Regions from separate parts of the Homo sapiens genome. Here region 2 is linked to region 1. Evidence: read pairs that join two places in POLR2A ChIA-PET (ENCODE). Cell type or tissue: endothelial cell of umbilical vein. All regions are shown on one strand. Links, peaks and the distances in the headings refer to the core of each region. The heading gives the core; the rest is flanking DNA.

Evidence for each region. Peaks named below come from ENCODE experiments on the same cell type or tissue, not always from the same donor. Only the 100,000 strongest peaks of a DNase experiment are listed, where the experiment ranks them.
Region 2: POLR2A ChIA-PET joins it to region 1 with 6 read pairs; 2 of 35 experiments call an interaction of 5 or more read pairs at or near these places.

Annotation. Positions count from the first base shown.
Region 1 is chr15:81,512,427-81,523,036 of GRCh38, forward strand. No RefSeq gene overlaps it. Among named protein-coding and RNA genes, the nearest start is that of TMC3, 140 kb to the left of the region's middle. In endothelial cell of umbilical vein, for the core only: no CTCF peak of the experiment used is centred there; a DNase peak (open chromatin) is centred at 4,235.
Region 2 is chr15:81,608,066-81,618,675 of GRCh38, forward strand. It overlaps LOC102723985 (a long non-coding RNA gene), which reads right to left. Exons shown (of 3, transcript XR_007064738.1): 3 at 6,877-6,977. Among named protein-coding and RNA genes, the nearest start is that of TMC3, 240 kb to the left of the region's middle. In endothelial cell of umbilical vein, for the core only: no CTCF peak of the experiment used is centred there; no DNase peak of the experiment used is centred there.

The DNA of each region.
Region 1 (10,610 bases), core at 2,195-7,194:
GCGATTCTCCTGCCTCAGCTTCCCGAGTAGCTGGGATTACAGGTGCCTGCCACCATGCCGGGCTAATTTTTTATATTTTTAGTAGAGACAGGATTTCACCATGTTGGCCAGGCTGGTCTCAATCTCCTGACCTCAACTGATCTGCCCGCCTTGGCCTCCCAGCGTGCTGGGATTACAGGTGTAAGCCACCATGCCCGGCCTTGTAACTCTTTATTCTACCATTTACTGGATCCCCAATTTTATAAACTTTCATCCAACTGAACTCCCCCTATGATTTCTCTCATCCATGCCTAAAAGACCAAAATAAGAATACATATGTACAATCTGTGGGGGAGGAAAACCTTATTAACCCTAAGATGTAATATTCACTATTTTTAAATGAACAACAAAAACAACAAACCATATTTGTTTGACATTCTGATGTCAAACAGACATTGGAAAGGATTCACTAATAGAGAAAAGAAGCATTTAATATCTCAGGGAAATATTTTCTGGTTTTGAAGATGATACACTAAATGAAAATGCTTGAAAGTCTCTCATTTCATTTATAAACTTTAATGATGAAACTACAGTATAGAATCATGGAAAAGGGAAACTATATAGACTGAGTATAGTGCTCACACTAGAGGTAGAAAATGTATCACTTAAAGAATGCAATAGACAGCAATGGCAAATTGGATGAAGTGAACAGTGTTCTTGGTTTTACGGAAGAGAATAGATTAGCCTGAAGAATTTGTTGGCTCACATAACTGGATATTTCTGGAGAACAGATTTAGCTTCAGGCATGGCTTGATTCTGAGCTCAAATAATATGGTCAGCTTTATCTAGTCTACAGCTTTACTTGTCTGCCTTTTGTTTACTTGGCCTCAATTTTTCTTACCGTATGCAGGCTTTCAAAGTAGTACCTGACAAGATATTCATCAGAAGCTCTAGGCCTATTTGCTTTTAGCTCATACTCCTAAAGGAAAAGAAAAACCTCAAGTTCCCCCAAAACTTTCTCAAGGAAAACTTTGATTGGCCTGGGAAAAAGTCACACACCCATATCTGAAAATATCACTGTATCCCCTGAGATGTAGCACTATGATTGTCAAATGCCTGTTCCTGTGTCTGAGATTGGAGTTTGATACCATGATTAATAGCCACACCAGCACTACATGGAATCGAGACATTCCTAAAAGAATCAGATTAAGTGCAGTATGTTCTTAAACTTGCTATAAACAATATTAGCTGCAATCTGCTAGTTTGTGAAATCCAAAAACATATATAAATCAATGAATTGGGACACATCGCCATTGAATTTTCCAAAGACTCAAGAGAAAAAGAAATGAAAATAATACGAAAAAGACATAAGAGATATGTACTTTTGGGGTGAAAAATTCAGTATTGTTAAGACAGGAATCCAGATAGAGTAGGACGCAGAAAAGAGGTGTGTGCAAACACACAGCAGGGGTCTACAGTACAAAATGCCTCTGGCTAGCCATCCACAGTGCAGCCCTTCTGGGCTTCTCACAGATATCTGGGAAAAATGAACACAAACAATAAAGCATATGGAGTTGAATTGAGTAAGTTCTTTATTTTTCCTCTTATGCTACAATTTCCTTTTGTTTCTTGAAACTAAAGAAGTACTTTTTTAAAAAGGAAGACTCAATTTACCTTCTCCAGAACCAAGAGTTGTACCAAAATACGTGAAATAAAACACAACTTTTATTTTATATCATTCACTGTTGCTCGTCTTTGAGGCAATCAGACCTCTGTTCAACAGGATATGCCTTCTCACAGTTACCATTTTTCAGCATCTCAGAACAATTAGGCAGCAAGGAAAATAGGCTCTGCATACGTTGGAAGGACTATTTCTTTCAAATAAAGTGTTGTAGGAGAGGGTTGACAATGGGAACCTGCCAGCAGATGTTTATCATGGCTTTTTATTATTTCCTTGGTTCAAAATTACAAAGACTCCGGGCCATCTCCATTGGCAATACACCAATAGAGGGTGTCCTGGAAAGCAAGAATAAGAATGGTTGTGAGAACTGAAATGGTAATGCATACGAGTGGACAGGGAGGAACAAATGGAAATTTACTAACATGCTCTGTTAATAGAATTTATTTCTAAGTCTGGAAACAAAATTATCTTAATATCTATAAAAAATAAAGAGGATAAAATCAACCAGGGACCAGTGAAAATATATAGCAGAATAAGGAAAAGGAATTCACATTTAGAAGATGTAGAAGAATTAGCTGGGCATATTGGCACGGACCTGTGGTCCCAGTTGCTCAGGAGGTTGAGGTGAGAGGATCGCTTGAACCTAGGAGGCTGAGGCTGCAGTGAGCCATGTTCATGCCACTGCACTCTAGCCTGGGTGACAGAGTGAGACTCTGTCTAAAAAAAGAAGATGCAGAAGAAGAATGCTATTCTGAAAATATCCAAGAGAAGAATTCCAGAAACTTTTGGCATCACGAAAAGAATTTAAGCAGATATAGATTCTCTGCATAGAATCATAATAGACTGAAATGAAAAGATAAGATGAGACTAAAAAGAACACAAATAAGTGGATGGAGTAAAGATGATTGCAAACCACAACTATCTCTACAACATTAAGTTATAAGAGACTGAGATAATGTAAGGAGTCATTATGTGAATAAAATGGGAAAATGTAACTCTCAGATTTCAGAGGACACAGTTCAGATGGGAAACCATGAGATAGAAAGTTCTAAATGTGAATGATAGCAAAGCAGTGCCAGCAAATGGAAGATCATTTCTAAAGGAGATACTAGAGTATGTGGAAGATAAGGAATACACAAACATATAACAGAGAATATTTTCTGAACTAAAGAAAACAAATAAGAATTCAACTCAAGAAGGAAAATAATACTCAGGCACTAATACTCAGAGAAAGCAGAAAATAAAAAATTAAACAGATGAAAAAGACATTATTAATATAGGAATTCTTTAAAAAGAGGATACATTGATAGCCGCTCCTGTGAAAAGGTAATAAAACAGCTAAGCCATTGGCCTAAAACAACAATGAACAATTAGCAATTTTAGGAATAAAAACAAGGATGTAATTGAAGATACACTAGATAGTTTGAGAAGAAAAATAAGAACGTTGTTCACATTCCAGACAATTTAATAGAAAGGAAACCCCTCTTGAGTTCAGGTGAGACAGAAATTTTAAAGTACAAAGATATTTTGAAAGTACAAAATAAAATTCCAAAAAGTATCCAGGCAGAAAAAAAAAGACAAATTGTTACTTACACAGTCATATAAATCAGGCTGTCCTCCATTTCTCTATTTTAATGACAATTTTAGAAATAAAGTGGAATGATTATCATTGTCCTGGAGGAGAAAGAAAAGATTGAACATTTCAGTATATCCATCCAAGATCTTTCATATGTTCATTTCTGATGAGAGTAGAGAGATATCTCCAACTACAGAAAATATATCATGCATTTCGCTTGAAAATTTTATTTCAAAAGATACTGTTTCTAAAGAGATAGAGCAAAATTAACAATCAGACTCAGAGTATAAAAAGTCTGATATTGGGCTTTAAAATTGATTAACTAGAGCTAAACCTGATAAAAATCTCTGTCTGGCTACCTAGCTAGCTCACTGTCTTTCCCTCAATTTCTTTCTCTCTCCCCTTAATCTTACCAGGCTGCCCATAAGGTCCTGATGAGCAGCCAGGTTTAGGTACCACCACTCTAGAATCTACACTGAGGACAGATCTACACAGGGATATAGCTGACCTTGCAAAATATGACCTAGCTATTGGATTGAAGAAAGATGACTAAGATGAGAGCCACCCACTGGTTTGGGAGGAGAAAGGAAGTAATCCAAAGAAATACAGCAGGCTTGGGACATTGTTGAAGGCTCAGGGGTTCTTGAGGGTAAGGTTTAATTGAGTAGGAGGAAAACTGAAAGTAGACATTCAAGGGATGGTGCCTGGGAAATGGGAAATTAGAGCCAGGGCTGACATATGCACAAGCACATAGAAATTGAATTGGGGGAGCAGCTGCTATGAGGGCTGGGACTGGCATAGAATGTAAAGAAGGTTAACATTCTGGGATTTTTTTTTCAGAGTCCAAGTCAAGGAATAGAAGTAGTCAGTTCGTGGTGGAGTTGCATTGATGATTCCAGAGCGGTTCCTGCTCCTCCTCTTTAAGCCAGTGTGTTTTACCAAAGATTTTCGGGACAAAGAAAAAGCCAGGCAGTAGGTGCCAAATACAGTGACTCATCAGATGACCCTGCTGTTTATCTCCAACATTTTCATGAACAGCTTTCAAGGAATGAAGGAAGGAAATGTTCTGTGTCCATAAAGTAGGATTGGAAACAGTTGACTTGTATGAACATGGCCAACACAAAATAGTCCAGGGGGATGTGGAATATTTGAGGAGAACAACATTAGACTGAGAAATTATGACAGTCAGGAAAAGAAAAATTGTACCAAATATCAAAGAACGTGAGTTTTTTTCAACAGAAAACTAAAGCGATAGATGGAACCTGTGAGTTCACTTCTAAAGGAGCATTAAAAAAAAAATGAAACCTAGGAAAATTTCTGGGAAGAACATCATTGTAAGGAGTGGAAATATAGTTTTCCTGAAGCATTAGATGCAACCAATGATGCTATAATGCATGCTTGTTTAAGGGTTCTGGTAAAACAGTATGGTTGTTAAAAGATAAGCTCCAGAATTTGAGACAGCATAGATGACAAGTTACAGAGAAACATCTTGAATAAAACAGCGGAAGTTGTTCATGGGTAGGATTTATGGTAGATCCTTGGAGACAGGGAGGACCCTTCTGAATTCAAGAAAGCCAACATTAATTACCAAGAAAAAGAGGAGTTACAGATTAGAAAATTTGACTCTGGTGATAGGAAAAGTCACAGAAACTTGATATGAAATAAGATAATAAACCAGATGGAGAAATACGACTGATGGAGCTATAAGAAGTCTCAACTGTGTAATTAAAATAAACTCATTTTGCTAATGAGTTAGATATTTTTAAGTCTACACATTTGAAAAGGGAACGGAGAAGAAAAGAAAAACTTCATTGTATTTCAGGAGCAATCTGTCTCACCTGCTACACAAGGAATATTGCTATGTGAAAACAAAGGTTTACTCAGCAATCATGCAGTGACGGCGTTCCAAATTTTCAGTTATTTATTTCCTTGCGTTGGAGTAAATAAGAGTAAATAACAAATATAGTACTGATCAATCATGCTTATCCAGCTGGAGCTGGTGAGACAGCAGATTGCAGAAATATCATTCATTTATCCAACAAACAATGGTAGAAAATTTATGTGCCAAATCCTGTGTTGGACACTAGAAATTCAAAGATCAGTAAGACATTGCACCTCGATGAGTTTACCATGTGGGAGAGATACATAATGCCATAATTACTATCTAATGTGATAATAGAGCCCTCCTCACCAGTCTATGGAGACAAAGATAGACACTTAATGCAGCCCGAAAGAGAGAAGTGACCAGTCAAGCCTTCCTTGGTTAGAGAGATCCCAGCCATGTTTAGAGTGACAGCAAAGATTTCAGTGATTTGGGAAAGAAGAGAGATGCTTCACATTTTAAGCACAAGATAGTTTTCAGGGTGCAGAGAAGAGTAATTTTTCTAAGGACCCAGAGGATCCAGTAGACCTCTGTGGATCAGGACACCTGGGAGAGTCCCAGACATCAGGGCGACTGGAAGGCTCTTCCCCAACCAGGGCATATTCCAAGGCTCCAAGGCTCCAGCTCTCAGAAAGCTTTGGGGAATGTTCTAACAGAGGTACATGATGCAACGGAAGCTTGCTGAGATGATGATGAGACCAATTAGGTACCCTAGATGCAAAATATAAGGAGACTCCCACAGTCAAGGTTGTGCAAGTGAAGTATCAGTATTTGTACAATTCATGAAGAGTGAGTGCCTCCTTACATTTTTTGCCTTGCAGAAGCTCATTTCTCTCCCTTCCTGCTCAGGCCTCTGCAGGATAAACCCCAAAGAAATAGATGAGCAGGAGGCTCCTAACAAGTCAATCTGCTGCTGGTCTATCCTCTTCTATTTTTCCTCCATGCTGGTTTAATCTGGTTTTGGACAGAAGGAAAGCAACTGATTCTCTCATATAGGTGGGAAGTGGTTGAGGAATGGAGTGAACACAAATAATTTTGCAGGAGGGCAGGAAGTTGAATGAGTTCCTGTCGGAAGACCTCAATCTTCTTTATGAAGTGAAAGGTGAAATCATTGCTGTGGGTATCTTAGTTTGCTAGGACTGCCGTAACAAAATACCACAGACTGGGTGTCCTAAATAACAGAAATTTATTTTCTCACCTTTCTGGAGGGTAGAAATCTAAGTTAAAGCTGCCAGCAGTGTTGGTTTCTCTGGAGGTCTCTCTCCTCAGCCTGCAGATGGCTGCCTGCTCTCTGTCTTCACGTGGCCTTTCCTCTGTGGGCTCACATCCTTGCTGTATCTTCTCTTATAAGGACAACCATTCTGTTGGATTAGGGTCCCACTCTTATGACCTCTTTAAATGTAATTACCTTCTTAAAGACTGTATCTCCAAACAGAGGCACATCAGGGGTGAAGACTTCAACATGTGGTTTTGGGATAGACACAATTTAGTCCATCACAGTGGGTAAGGTAGATGAGGTGGATTAGGAGTTTGGAGAGGGATAAGAAGTTACAAGAGGTGTAGAGGGGAAATTGACTAAGAATAAGCAAAAATTCACCAAGGTAAGCAAGCCACGTTGATAGCTCTAAGGTTGGGGCCCTTGGGTACATGATAATGGCTAGTCTGTGTGGCTGAGCAACATTCATTAGAAGGAAGTTCCCTTAGCAGCCCAGATGTTTGAATGGAGACAGTGGGCCGGGAGACTGACTGCACCAGAAAGGGAAACTATCAGGTATGCAAGGACATGTTTAGTACTAAGAGAAAACAGATCGTTGATGAACTACAGAGTCAAGGCTGGAAAGGCTGGAAAGGCTGGCACACAAATGAATGGACTGAAGAGTTGAAAGAAGGAAGCCTGTATAGAGTGAATGGTGAGTCATGGGGAATGGGAACTTGAGAGAGCTGAAGGGACGCAGAGTAGTGTAGAGCATGCGATATTGGAGTATGAGATTTCAGAGATAAAATAAGCTTAGGGTTTGATTTGTGAGTAAATGTCTGAAGTAGTTAAATATGTGGTTAAATATAGTGTTAAATATAGAAACATCTGGGAAATGCATTTTTAAAAGTTAGCGTCTATCTAATGGAATCAACCCAAATGACCATCAGTGATAGACTGAGTAAAGAAAATGTGGTACATATACACCATGGAATACTATGTGGCCATAAAAAGGAATGAAATCATGTCCTTTGCAGGGACATGGATGGAGCTGGAGTTCAGTATCCCCAGCAAACTAACACAGGAACAGAAAACCAAACAACACAGGCTCTCACTTACAAGTGGGAGCTGAACACTGACAACACATGGACACAGAGAGGAGAACAACACTCACTGGGGCCTGCCATGAGGTAGGGTTGCAGGAGGGAGAGCATCAGGAAAAATAGCTAATGCATGCTGGGCTTAATACCTAGGTGATGGGTAGATAGATGCAGCAAACCACCATGGTACACATTTACCTATGTAACAAACATGCACAGCCTGCACATGTACCCCAGAACTTAAAATAAAAATTAAAATAAAAAGTGTCTATCTAAATAACAATTAGAATAATACTTTGGGACAACTTCAAGAAAAAAAGGCTAATAACTAAAATGGTGATCTGTAATACAGGTAAATTTCTTAAAGTTCTGTTTGTGACCCTCCCCAAGGTGAGTCTTAAGAAAAAGAAGAGGAGGCTAGGCACGGTGATTCACATCTGTAATCTCAGCACTTTGAGAGGCCGAGGCAGGCGGATCACTTAAGTTCAGAAGTTTGAGACCAGCCTGGGCAACGTGGTGAAATCCTGTATCTAACAAAAATATAAAAAAATTAGCCTGGCATGGCAGTGCATGCCTGTGGTTCCAGCTGTTTGGGAGGCTGAGGTAGGAGGATCGTTTGAGCCCAGGAGACAGAGGTTGCAGTGAGTGAGTCGATTCCACCACTGCACTCCAAACTGGGTGACAGAGTGAGACCCTGTCAAAAAAGAAGGAAAGGAAAGGAAAGGAAAGGGAAGGGGAAGGGGAAGGGGAAGGGGAAGGGAAAGGAGGAAAGAAAATAAGCAGTTTTTAAGATGAATGTAGATAATTTCAATTTTCCACAGACCCTTGTTATGGTTACACCTCCTTAGAAAAGAGATGCATTTATACCAACATGTTGAAATTCAGTAAGGAATTTAGGGGCATTACGAAGTAAATTTAAATCTAAAATATGAAATGAATCAAAGATAATTTTGCATTTCTCACTGAGAGCTGTCAAGGATAATCATTTGTCTTTAACTTAATTGCCACTATTAATTAGACCTCTGGATGGGTTCTGGAGAAAATAGGCCCGAAAGAATAGTCCCTCCTAATGTAACAACCTTAGGGGAGATGACCCATTCAGGTCTGGTCCTTCTTTGACAGAAGGATGATCTTTAGACAACCTGGCCGTGGTAAAAGAACAAGACTATTGTAGTTTGCACATCCTTTCTTTTCAGATAATTCTTTGATGTCAAAACCAAAACTCTATCTTTGCCTGGCTGGGTCTTGGCAAGGATACAGTGCAATCAATTCATGGAGCAGGTAGCATCACTAACAAGATATCCTTTTTCAATTATACCCATCCTGAGGACAAAGGTGCTCATTAGCCAAGGAGAGCACCCTTTCCTGGAATCAGGGGTGGCAGAAAGTAAACATTGGTGCAATTTTACTTTTTTTAAACTATGTTCCGTAAATATATCTTTCATGTATTAATGAGTGTACCTGACACAAAGAATGCTCGATTTGGCCAAAATCTTCAAATAGAGTTGGAAGCTATGAATTAAATAATTACATAGTCCTTGTGTAACAGTTAGGAAGCATCACCCCCTCTTTAGATGAAACAATGTGTATATAACTCAAAAAATTATCTTCTGAAAGAATGAATTAGGTAGGAGCCAGAAAATGTTTGTGATGATGATTTTGCCTGGTTCCTAAAGTAGACAATATGTATGTCTTTAGAGTCGATATTATACAGTCCTTGAAGTGATATAAAAATAGTATTTTAATCAATTCTGCCATTTTTCTCTTTTTAAAGTTCACTGATTTCTTATTACAAATTTCATAAAAATTATCTCTTGCCTTAATTTGCTTTATTATGTTTTCTAACTTTTGGTTACATTTTAAAATAATTGTCATTTTTTAACCAGTTGATATTAAAGCAATTTAAGCTAAAATTTTTGCTGTAAGTATAGCTTTGGCCTTTACTATTAGGCTAACATGATAATATTTAATGTTTTCATTGACTTGTAGAGGTTGTCTGAACTTCAGATTATTTAGAAAGCAATGTTGGTTTACTCTTTGACCCAGGAGAGCTTTAGGTAAATTTCATGTTTAAATTTTGAAGTGTTTTACTTTTACATTTCTTTTATTTGTTTTTTAATGAAATGTATCTGTTTATCACATTATGGTCACAGAGTGTGGTCTTTATAATTTCCATTATTGAGGCTTTCTTTGTAACTTAGCATGTAATTGATTTTTTATGTTTTTCATAGGAATTTTATAAAGAATGTGTGTTTTCAGTTCTTTGTTTATAAAAATCAAAGCTATATATATGTGTATATATATATACATATGTTTCAATTTTATTAATGACATTTTGAAGTTCCTCTATTTTCTTTTCATAGAGAAGTTTTTGTTTGTTTCTGCTATCCAGCATCCACTTTCCTTAATTGAGCTCGTAGAACCTTGTTTTGTTAAATCGAGGTAATATACAGTAAAATGCTTAGTTTGATGAATTTTGACAACTGTATACACTCACATAATCACCGTCCTAAACAAACTACAGAACACTTCCATCGCCTCAGGAGCTCTCCTATGTCCCTTTCGAGTCAATCTCTTTCTCCCCAAAACGACTGTCTGCCTTGAAACTTAACTTTGGAAAGAGCAATATTCTCCCTCTGTATCTTACCAGATTTAGAAGCATATAACAGAAACACATGAATTGTAGTGGCTGGAATAAAAAGTAGTTATTTTGATTATTACAATAAAAGAAGTCTGGGGGCACACAGCCCAGAATCCAGCTTTCTACTAGGTCGTGTTAACACTTACTCTCCACGTTCAAAATCACCTTCTAGTTTCAGGTTGGACTCTGCAGCTGAAACCAACATATTCTAGAAAATAGAAAGGAAGAAGGGGAAAGGAGAAGGGCGAGGGTAAATAGGTGACCTCCCTGCTGACCCAGATAGCTTTAAAACAGTTATTCCAGAAGGCTCACTCAAAAGTTTCCACTTATATCTGGTGGACCATCCCCATCCCCAAGGAAAGCTAGGAAATGTCAGAGCTTTTTGTTTTTTAAGCAGGGCATATTGATTTACCTCTAGTGCTACAGGGGTCTTAGAAAGAAGGTCAGGAAGAAGGGCTATTGAATAGGGTCCCAGTGCCTCTGTCACATCCACCGTCGGTCTTAGCCTTCTGGTGAAGCTGGTTTTTATCCCCAGCTCCAAGTCTGGAACCTGTGA
Region 2 (10,610 bases), core at 2,697-7,696, 96 kb after region 1:
CAAACATGCAACACAATCCAGGTCTTCTGGTCCCTACTGCCCCTCTCTTAAGATCTTGGGGACCTGAGCTCTGGAGGGATCAAGGATATAAGGCTTAGAATCAGACAAGACTAAGATATTTAATTCTACTAATTCTATAACCTTGAATAAGTTAGTTCATATCTCTGAGTCCCAGTCTTTTTCTTCTATACAATGGAGATAGTGACACCAACTCAAAGGATACTTATGAGTATTTGATGAAATTATTTGAAGGCTCTTTAGAATTGGAGAAATTGGCAAAGTTGAGAAGGAATAGCCAGGACTAAGCAGCAATAGGATAAATTGATGGGGGTTTCAGGAAGGAGAAAGTGGTTGATGAAGCCAAGGACTACTGCAAGGTGCACTAAAAGGAAGAATGGAAAGAATACACTGGATTAGTCAACTAGAGGATAATAAGGACCTTAGCAAGAATAGGTTTCAATAGGTTTCTTTCTTTTCTTTTCTTTCTCTCTTTTTTCTCTTTCTTTCTTTCTCATTGCTTTCATTCTTTCTTTTGCTCTTTCTCTCTCCTTCCTTCCCTTTCTCCCTTTCTTCCTTTCTTTCTTTCTTTCTTTTTCTTTCTTTCTTTCCTTCCCTCTCTCTCTCTCGCCCTCCCTTCCTTCCTTCCTTCGTTCTCTCTCTCTCTTTTTTTTCTGTCATGGAGTACAGAGGCAGCAAAACCTCTTTGAGTGGACTGAGGAGTGATTGAGCAATGAAGCAGTGGATAATCTGTCTGTAAAAGGATAAAGACAGGATAGCAACGAAGGAGGAAATGAAGTCTGGGATGGGAATGGATTGCTTTTTAAAAAGGGAGAAACTCGATCATGTTAGGATGTTGATGGAAAGATAAAAGTTTCCTGGGGAGGTGGGAAGAGATGTGAATCAGAGCACAGGTGAAAGGAGGTCAGCCTTTCATAAAAGGAGAGACATTTCCTCAAAATACATCATAGAGGAAAGAGACCATAAACATCCTCTCCCTGGGAATGTTCGCTGATAAGGGAGCTGAAATCCCCTTGAAATGCATCTGTGGTTTTATTCCAATTTTAAAGGGAACTGCTTCTCAAAATAGCAAATCAAGTATGGACTGCCCTCATGAACAGAGAATCTCTCAGCCTAAATATTGGAATATCTACCAACAGACAGGTAATAGATGAGAGAGGCAGCCTGGTGTTAGGGAAAAACGAGGACTACGGGAAACAGAGGTTTGCGTCTTACCTCTGCCATTGACTCACTCTGTAATTAACTTTGGGCCAATCTTCTTAATCTGGCTGACTCAGTTTCTCATTGTAAAGTGAGGAGAGTAATCACCCATATTTATGAGGCTGCTCTGAAGACTCGGTATTAATGTATCTCACATGTAATGAGCACTTGATAAATTTCAGGTTTCATTTTAGAAAATTTCATCTTTCACAACATCAGTATTTGACCCTTAGCATGAAAAATTGGAATGAACACACAGCTGGTGATAACGCAACACACCTGGGTGTCATGATCCCGGGGCTGGCAAGTTCCGTGTTAAATATTAGGCTAGTGGTTCCACTTTTTCTTTAAAGCTCATCTCAGTTTGCCACTACATTTTGATCAATGTGTAAAGTGGATATTTGTTGAAACTGAGGGTGCCGATGATCACAGAGAAATCTTTTAGAGGGAAGATGAAACTAAATGGGTTGAACAAAAGCTAGTTCCCCTGCTGAGTATAAGAAGTGGTTCCTGGGGTTTAGGGGGAATAATTATATTCTTTTCTCTTTTCTGCAATTTGGTTACCATTGAGAAACAGGATACAGGAGTCAGGAAGTTAGAGGTAAAATTACCGGTTTTATGAGTGTGGGGAAAGACTGGAGAACTGGGTCTTGTATTTGCCTTGCAATTGAGCTTAAAGATGCTGTCCCACAGCTTCAGGGTTTCCTTCCATCACCTTTTCTCAGGGACAACACCTGCCATGGTGAGCTAACGTCATGCAGAGGCAGAGAACTGCTGCGTCCTGCAGACGGCTGATCCAAAGTGACAGACAGCTAACGGAGCTGTGCAGCACACACGCTCAAAAACAGAGGCTTCTCAGGGAGGAAGGGCATGAAGGAGGTAGAAAGGAGAATGTAAGTAAGTGTTGCTTCAAATTGCTTCATCCTGGGAGGCCAAATTCCCTCTTGGAAACATGAAGATGGGGAATAAAAACTCTCATCACCACCTCAATAGGGTGTCAAGTGAAATCAAATGCTGCACCTAATGGGCTGATAGATGGTGTGCTCTAGGTGGTGAACGATTCTGTACAAACGGTGACATGGTGCAAAACACCAATCTGAGTAACTGAAGTGTACTGTGGATCTTTTTAGAAATACGTTGAGACACAGTTATAGTGTGGTAGTTAATAATTACTGCTAAGGCCGTAAAGAAGAACGAGATCATGCCCTGGATGCAGGGACATGGATGGAGCTGGAGGCTGTTATCCTTAGCAAACTAATGCAGGATCAGAAAACCAAATACCGCATGTTCTCACTTCTAAGTGAGAGCTAAATGATGAGAACACATGGACACATAGAGGGGAACAACACACACTGGGGACTACCAGAGGGTGGAGGGTGGGAAGAGGGAGAGAATCAGGAAAAATAACAAATGGGTACTAGGCTTAATGCCAGGATGGTGAAAAAATCTGTACAATAAACCCCCTTGACACAAGTTTACCTATGTAACAAACCTGCACATGTACCCCTGAATTTAAAATAAAAGTGAAATAAAAACAACAATAATTGCTGCTAAGTACTTTGGTGGTGTTTTAATTTTTCAGCCATTCATCAACGCCACTGAAAACTCTTGATTGTTTTACAATTGAGGAAATCCAGAAAAGACCAGAGAGATGAAGAGTTAGGATTCAAGTCTGGGTCTTCTAATATCCAGGCCAGAATTTTCTGGAAGAGAAGTAAATCGCATGAGGAAAGCTAAAAGTATGGAAATGTGGCTAAGCCCTACCATTAAGTAGTTTCTTAAGACTACCACCACTTCAGGTACCCCTAACCCGACAAGCCCAGAGGGACTAGTGCAGCTGTCAGTCAGCAGAGGCCTGAGCAGAGAACAGTTTGAAGACCAGCTCTCTGGAGAAAAAAGAGCATATTAATGATGTGATCTGCATATTCTTAACAAGGCAGCCTTGGAGAAATTAAGCATAAAGGAGTAGTGTGCTGCTCAGAGCTAATTTATAACCTATTCAAGGCAAAAAGATCTTAATGAGGATGAAAGTTAACATTTTTGAGAAATTTTTCACATGCCAGCAAATGTGCTAGTTGCGTTTCATGGATTTTGCCATTTAATCCTTATGGAGGCTTAAGAGTTAGGTTCTAAGATTATCTGCATTCCTACAGATGAGGAACCTCTGGCCATTCAGAGGCTGGGAGCCTCTGACCATTCCTCACCACTGAGTTTGCTCCCACCTCACACCTGTGCATTTGCTAGTCTTGCTTTCTGGAACAATTCCTCCCCAAATCTTCTCATGGCTGACCTTTCACATGCTTCAAATGTGTGCTCACATGTCACTTCCTCAGGGAGGACCTCCTGACACCCAGACTTAAACAGCATCCCAATTTGCTCCCCAATGCCTAACTCTACTCAGTTTCCTTTTATAGCATTTATCACCACTTGAAATTATATCACACACACACGTGTTTACTGCCTGTCACTCACTATTACTAGAAGGTAAACTCCACAAGGACAAGGAATTGATCCAATTTACCACTGTCTCCCCTGCTTTATGAACCTTGCACATAATCTTTATGAGCCTTTATTGAGCACCTACTATGACCCTTGCACATAGTAGGTGCTCAGTAAACATTTGCCTGAAGTGCCCGTCTTGGCAAACAGTGCAATGCACACACAGGCTAGCGTCCTACTTCAGTGTCTGTGACCCTAACCACTGCTCCACACTGCCCTTCAGGCCAGTACAAGCTTCCCTGAAGAATCCTGCTCTGCTTCAAAGTATCAGTGTCTACAGGTCAGCGAACAAAAACAGGAATGCTTTTGGCACCATGCAAGTCAGTTTTCCACCACAGGTCATTGGGCTGATTAATTTAAAGCCAGAGAACTGAGACTCATCAAAAGCTCTCTTGGAGATTAAATTCTGTCCGTTGCTATTTCTTCAAATATTTCTTCCTCCACTTCTCTCTGTTTGTTGTTGTTGTTGTTGCTGTTGCTGTTGTTTTTTTTTTTAATTTCAGGAATCCTACTAAGCAGTCACTGAAACTTTTGAGCCTGCCTTCCATATCACTTTTTTAAATATAGTTTCTATCTCCCTGTCCATTTCTGTTGCATTCTGGGGACTTGGCTTAAACATCACCTTATTAATTTGGTCTTTAGCTGCCTTCTGCTGTTTATTTCAAGCATTCAGTTTTCCAGCTGATCGTTTATAGATGCAATATCTGCTGTTATCTCGTGGAGAATATTCACATATCAATCTGAAACCACTTGACCATTTCCTTGGATGGCAGTTGCTCCCTTTGTTGGGTTTGTTAATCCCCTTTCGGGGTACTCATTTGCTTCCGACATTTGATCACTCTCGCGTGTGTTCCTGCCTCTGAATCTGAGAACCTGCATCCAGTATAAGTGCAGGCTTTGTTACTACAGCCTGCCCCCAGTGATTGTTAAGGTGGGATAGGAACACGACCCACAGGTGTCCCATTGGCTGCTCCCACTGGGTGTCCCCATGCACACAGAGCACTGCCTCCTTCTCTGGCCTCAGGCACCCCATTCACAGCTCCTGCCTCTAAGTAGCCCCCTCTGCTGTCTTCTCTCTGGTACAGGAGGGCTTTCCTGCATCTACCATGACCTCCCAATTTCCTGATGGTGGCCACAAGGCTATGCCTGCTCCCGCCTCCTCCTCCTGCTGACAGCTTCCCAGCAGAGCTCCTCAACAGCCAATACCCCAGGGGCAGCAGTCCTTCCACTCTGTATCCTTCATTCTATGAGACACCCCTCTAATCTGATCCCAGCTGCCATCTCTTTCAGAGATTCTGTCTAATGACCGAAAGGTCTTCTTGCTGTCTTGGCCCGTGCTCTTTGCACTCTCATATATCTCCTTAGCATTTGGTAGCTTCCTGGATTTAAAAAGAAATCCCTAGTGCGAAACCTTGAAAAAAAAAACACTAACAAACAAAAACTTTTAATAATTTGAAAAATGAATAATAAAAATTTAAATGTCCATAATATAGTCCCCTTTAAGTGTCTCTGAGATATCTGGGTTGCCAAATGTGAAATCCTGGACACTTACTCAGTGAGACATTTACCATTACCCCAAGGATGTAAAGCCTCATGCAATCTGTGTAGCCACTCTGCGTATGAGCAACCCTCAGAGAGTCTAAGGAAAGAGCATGTTGGGGCAGCCCTGGTTCTGAGTGATGTAATCCTATAGGACATTCTGCCACAGAATCCATTAGATGACAAACACAGCTACCTTTCAAAGTCGTTTCAATGATAAGCTTCATGAGGGCAGAGGCCACATTATACTCACTAAGTATCACTATGGTGCCTTGCACTACAAATGCAGTTTTCCACTCATATATTCTCTAGAGGTGAGTTGATGTTATTTCTTGAAATTAAAATGATTTGTGAATCATTTTGCAAAGATCATAGTTAATTATTATTTACCAGACCTTAATTGATTCAATAAATTATCTACACTCAGTAGGTTGATTGTAAACTAAGAGGGATAGATTGTTTGATTTTTTTTGTAGTTTAAAAATATTTGTTATATCCCCCTCTATAAAAAACATATGCCCTTTGATAAAATAATAAATCAATTCATAAATATACAGCATAGCAAGTGATAACCCCCCTTAGCCTATCAGTCAACAAAAATCAGTATTAACAATTTCTGACTGCACAAGAAAATAAAAAGAAATGTGCTCTGGTAGAGCCAAAAATCACAAAGAGTCTCTGAATGTAAAACAAAAAGACAAGATCATATTAATAGAAGAACCAAATACAGGGTTAGTATTTAGATATCAACAACAAAAACTCAAGGGCAAAAATTAAAGCTACTAAATGTTTATTGCAAACTTAGTATGTGCTTTATATGTATGAACTTGTTTAGTCCTTATAACAACTCTATTAAGCATGTAGTTACTATCTCTATTTATAAGTGAGGCCCAGGGAGGTAAAGAAACTGGCCCAGAGTCACACAGCTAGTAGGTGATGAAGCTGGGATACAAATCCACACTGCCTGGTTCTAGAACTCATGTCTTGACTACTGTATACTCTACTCAACTCTCTGAGACTTGACTTTATGCTGTGCTGTACTGTAGTATACATTATACTGCCATTCAACAGAAGGATTAGAATGTCACCAAGAATGACAGTTTCATTTATTCCTTTCTGGTCCTTATTTTGTTTCTTTCTGCATTGACGTATGCCTCATATTCAATGTTAATTACAATTGGTTGTCATCTCTGTCCTGAGTTGTTCCTGCCTATGATGTATATGTGTGACTACTTCACCAGTAAGGAAGATGTTTACCATAAATTTGTAGTTAGAAGTTCTTTGCTAAGTTAAGAGAGTTTCCTTTCGATTAGTTTACTAAGAGATTTTGTTTTGCTTTCTTCTGACTATTCATATGTATCGAATTTAGCTAAATGATTTCCTGTACCTATCAAAAGAATCACGTTTTTCTTTCTATCTTTAATGTATCAAATAAGATAATCTATTCCTTGAGATTTTTGTAAAAAACTCACCTTAAAATTTGTCTAGACCTGGTTGTCAACTGTTAAAAAACATTTTACTGAAATTTATTATTAGAGCTTGGGCCACATGGTGAAATCCCTGTCTCTACAAAAAATACAAGAAATTAGCCAGGCATGATGGTACTCACCTATAGTCCCAGCTACTCCAAGGCTGAGGTTGGAGAATCACCTGTGCCCGGGAGGTTGAGGCTGCAGTAAGCTGAGATCATGCCACGTCACTCCACAATAATTTCTACATACCTATGAATGTTCACAAAGTTAATATACCTTTATTCTCAGTGCTCTACAAAGAAAGAGAACATTACTAGCACCCCAGAAAACTCCTTCATATCCCTTCCAATCACTGTCTCCTCCTCCACCAGGGACAGCCTCTGTTCTAACTTCAAATAGCATGGACTAATTTACCCGCTTTGTGCTTTATATAAATTGAATAGGACAAGATATACTCTTCCTGTGTCTGAAATTTTTTGCCCAATGCTATGTTTTCCAAAATGCATCCATGTTGTCACGTCGGTGTAGATAATTCCTTCTCATTGTTACACAGTTTTACTTCGTGTGAACAAGACTATTTATTTTTCCATTCTGTTCTTGAGGGACTCTGGAAGTAGTTTCCAGTTTGGGGTTCTTATAGATAGTGTTAACAATCTAGTACATGACCTCCTGTCCTTTTATTAAAGAGGGAGGTGTGTTGTGGGAACTACTATTTTTAGTAAGAACTGAAAATTTTAAATAATTTCCGATTCATTTGTCTACTTTTTTCTTTGGTCAATTTTGTTTATATTTTTTCTTTGAAGTTATTAATTTATCTAAGCTTTTAGATTCTAGATAGGTGTAAATTTGTTCATAATATTTTCATATGATTTTTAAAAGTCTGAATATGTCTCTAAAATCTTAGCATTATTCTAACTAGCATGAATTTAGACTCTTATTCTTTCTCTGGCTATTTTTTGTTCTGGTTTGTTTTACTATTTTGTTTTCTTTCAACAGTCATCCTTATAATATCTTTTCTTTTGCTTCTTTTAGGTTTACAATATTTTTCTTTACTTTTATTAAACATGTTGCTTATTTCCAGCTTTTCTCGTGTATGTGGTTAATAGATAAATGTAACTAATGCTTTATATTTTGTCTTAAGTCCCACTTTAGATGCATCCCATGTGCTTTGATGTGCTGAGATTTTGTTGACAGTCATAAATATTTTGTAATGTCTATTGTAATTCTCTCATTGACTAGAGATTATTAAGACACAACTATATAGCTACTTATGAGAACCTTTGTCTTACTGGGAACACAGTCAGCTGTTATTTCCCTTTGCAGTTGTAAGTGGCCACAATTGCATTGCAGCCAACAAAATGTGATCAGATGTGATGTCCATTATCACCTTTCCTGATCCCTAAGAACTCCCACACTTGACCCTCCATGCTCTTCTGCCTTCCCCTGGCTTCATGCAGACGAGCTCACAGACCTTGGAAATCAAGCACTGAAGACAGATGAAGCAAAAGGGAGAAAATGAACTGCTCACAAAAAATAAACACCCCTTGGAGGCTCTCATTGAGGAATAAAGTAAGCTTCTGTTATGTTTGAGCCATTATGCAGTGGATGCTTGTTTATCATAGGAACCAGTGGTACTTTAGCTAACATAGCTATATGGGGTTGCATTTTGTTAATTTTAAAATAATATATTTATTGGATTTTTTGTCTAATTTAATTGTTTTATAGTCAAAGATTTCATCTGTTTGATACCAGTTCTTTGGTTTTTGATGAAACTTCTTTGGGGCTTGATAGGTAGAGATTGTTTATAAATGTTTCACATAAGTTCTAAAAGTATATATTTTCTTTATTTCTTTGACCATATATCTATGATCAAGCCTGTTAATTATAGTGCTCAACTTTTCTCTGACTTTACTAACTTTTGGCTACTTGATTGCTCTTAGAGAGGCTTTGTTAAAATGTTTTCCACTTTAAGTGTGGAATTGTTTTATTTTTCTTAAAAGTCAAGTCATAAAAGCAGAAAGTAGTATGGTGGTTGCCAGGAGCTAGGGAGTAGAGGAAATGAGGAGATGTTGGTCAGAGTAGGACCTTTCAGTTATAGGATAAGCAAGTTCTGGGGGTCTAATGTGCAGCATGGGTGGTGATGGGTGTAATTAATTTGACTGTAATAACCATTGCAAAATGTGTACTCATAGAAAATTAACACATTGTACACTTTGAATGTATTCAATCTTTATTTAACAATTAAATTTTTTAAAATAGCAACATTATTGCTGCTAAAAGCAATGATTTGGTTAAATTTTGATTCATAGATTTTGAAGCTCTATTGTTAGATACATTTATTTTTGTGATGGTTTATCTCCTTATCATTTTGAATGCTCTCTTTATAGATTCACTAATGTTTTTGTCTCAGAATCCTTTTTATCTGACATTCTCTTTGCCAGATTAGCATATATTTTTCCAGTTTATTATTTTAAAACTTTTTATTTTGTTTTAGGTTGTATTTTTTAAAACAGTATATATCTGAGTTGTGTTTTTATTTCATCTGATCTGAGGATCTGTACCTTTTAAATTCCATCTGTTTATACTTGCTGTGTTTGCTGACGTATTTGGGCTTGTTTTTACTATCTTCTTTTTTTCTGCAATTATTTTATCTATGCTTTCTTTTTTTCTTTCCGGTCTCCAATTATTCTATTAAATTAATTAAATATATACACAACACAGACACACACACACACATACACACACACACACACACACACACACAGACTAGAATAACACCTGGAACACAGTGTGATATAAGTATTATTATTATTACTCAAGTTATTTTCATTTCATTTTTCCCATGTTTCCTTTATCTCCATTTTCATTACTCCTTTTGTAGTTATTCATTCTATTCTTTTTTAGTGGTTACTCTTTAATTTTTAACAGGCATTTATTAACATAATAAAGTCTACAGTTAATTCAGTATATCTCTCCGCTTACCAGACAATACAAGGGCAAGCTCTAACTGTAATTTTCCTCTATTGGTTTCACATTATTACTGCTTAGCATTTAATTTCTTCTTTTAAAAATAAATTCCACAAAATTCACTTTCTTTAGTGTTTTATTTCAATTTATTTAGATTATTTAGATTTATCGAAATACTAACCAAATTCTTGAATACATTATTTCTTGCATCCCATTCTTTCTGGGGAATTTTATTTTTTGTTGTCATTGACGAAAATTCCTTAGTATTTATTTAAGTGATAGTCATTGAGTTGCAAAGTTTCTCCGTCTTTTGAATCTGAAAATAACTTCTTATCACCCTAACTTATTTATAAAGAAACTACAGGCCATTCTTTAAAGATGATAATATAGATAACTTAAACTCTCTGTGACCTTTGCATTTTTAACTCACACTTTTAAAAAATAAACTTTATGGCCAGGCACGGTGGCTCACACCTGTAATTCCAGCACTTTGGGAAGCTGAAGCAGGCGGATCATGAGGTCAGGAGATCTAGACCATCCTAGCCAACATGGTGAAACCCCATTTCTACTAAAAATGCAAAAATTAGCTGGGCGTGGTGGCGCACGCCTGTAATCCCAGCTACTAGGGAGGCTGAGGCAGGAGAATCGCTTGAACCCGGGAGGCAGAGCTTGCAGTGAGCCGAGATCCCGCCACTGCACTCCAACCTGGCCACAGAGCAAGACTCCGTCTCAAAAAAAAAAGAAAAAGAAAAAGAAAAAAGGAAAAAAACTTTAACTTCCATTAACAGTTTCAGATTTTGAAGAAAATTTTTTCAAGTAGTACAGAGAGTTTGCATAAGTCCCGTACCCAGTTTCCACTGTTAACATATATATATATATATATATATATATATATATATATATATATATATATAT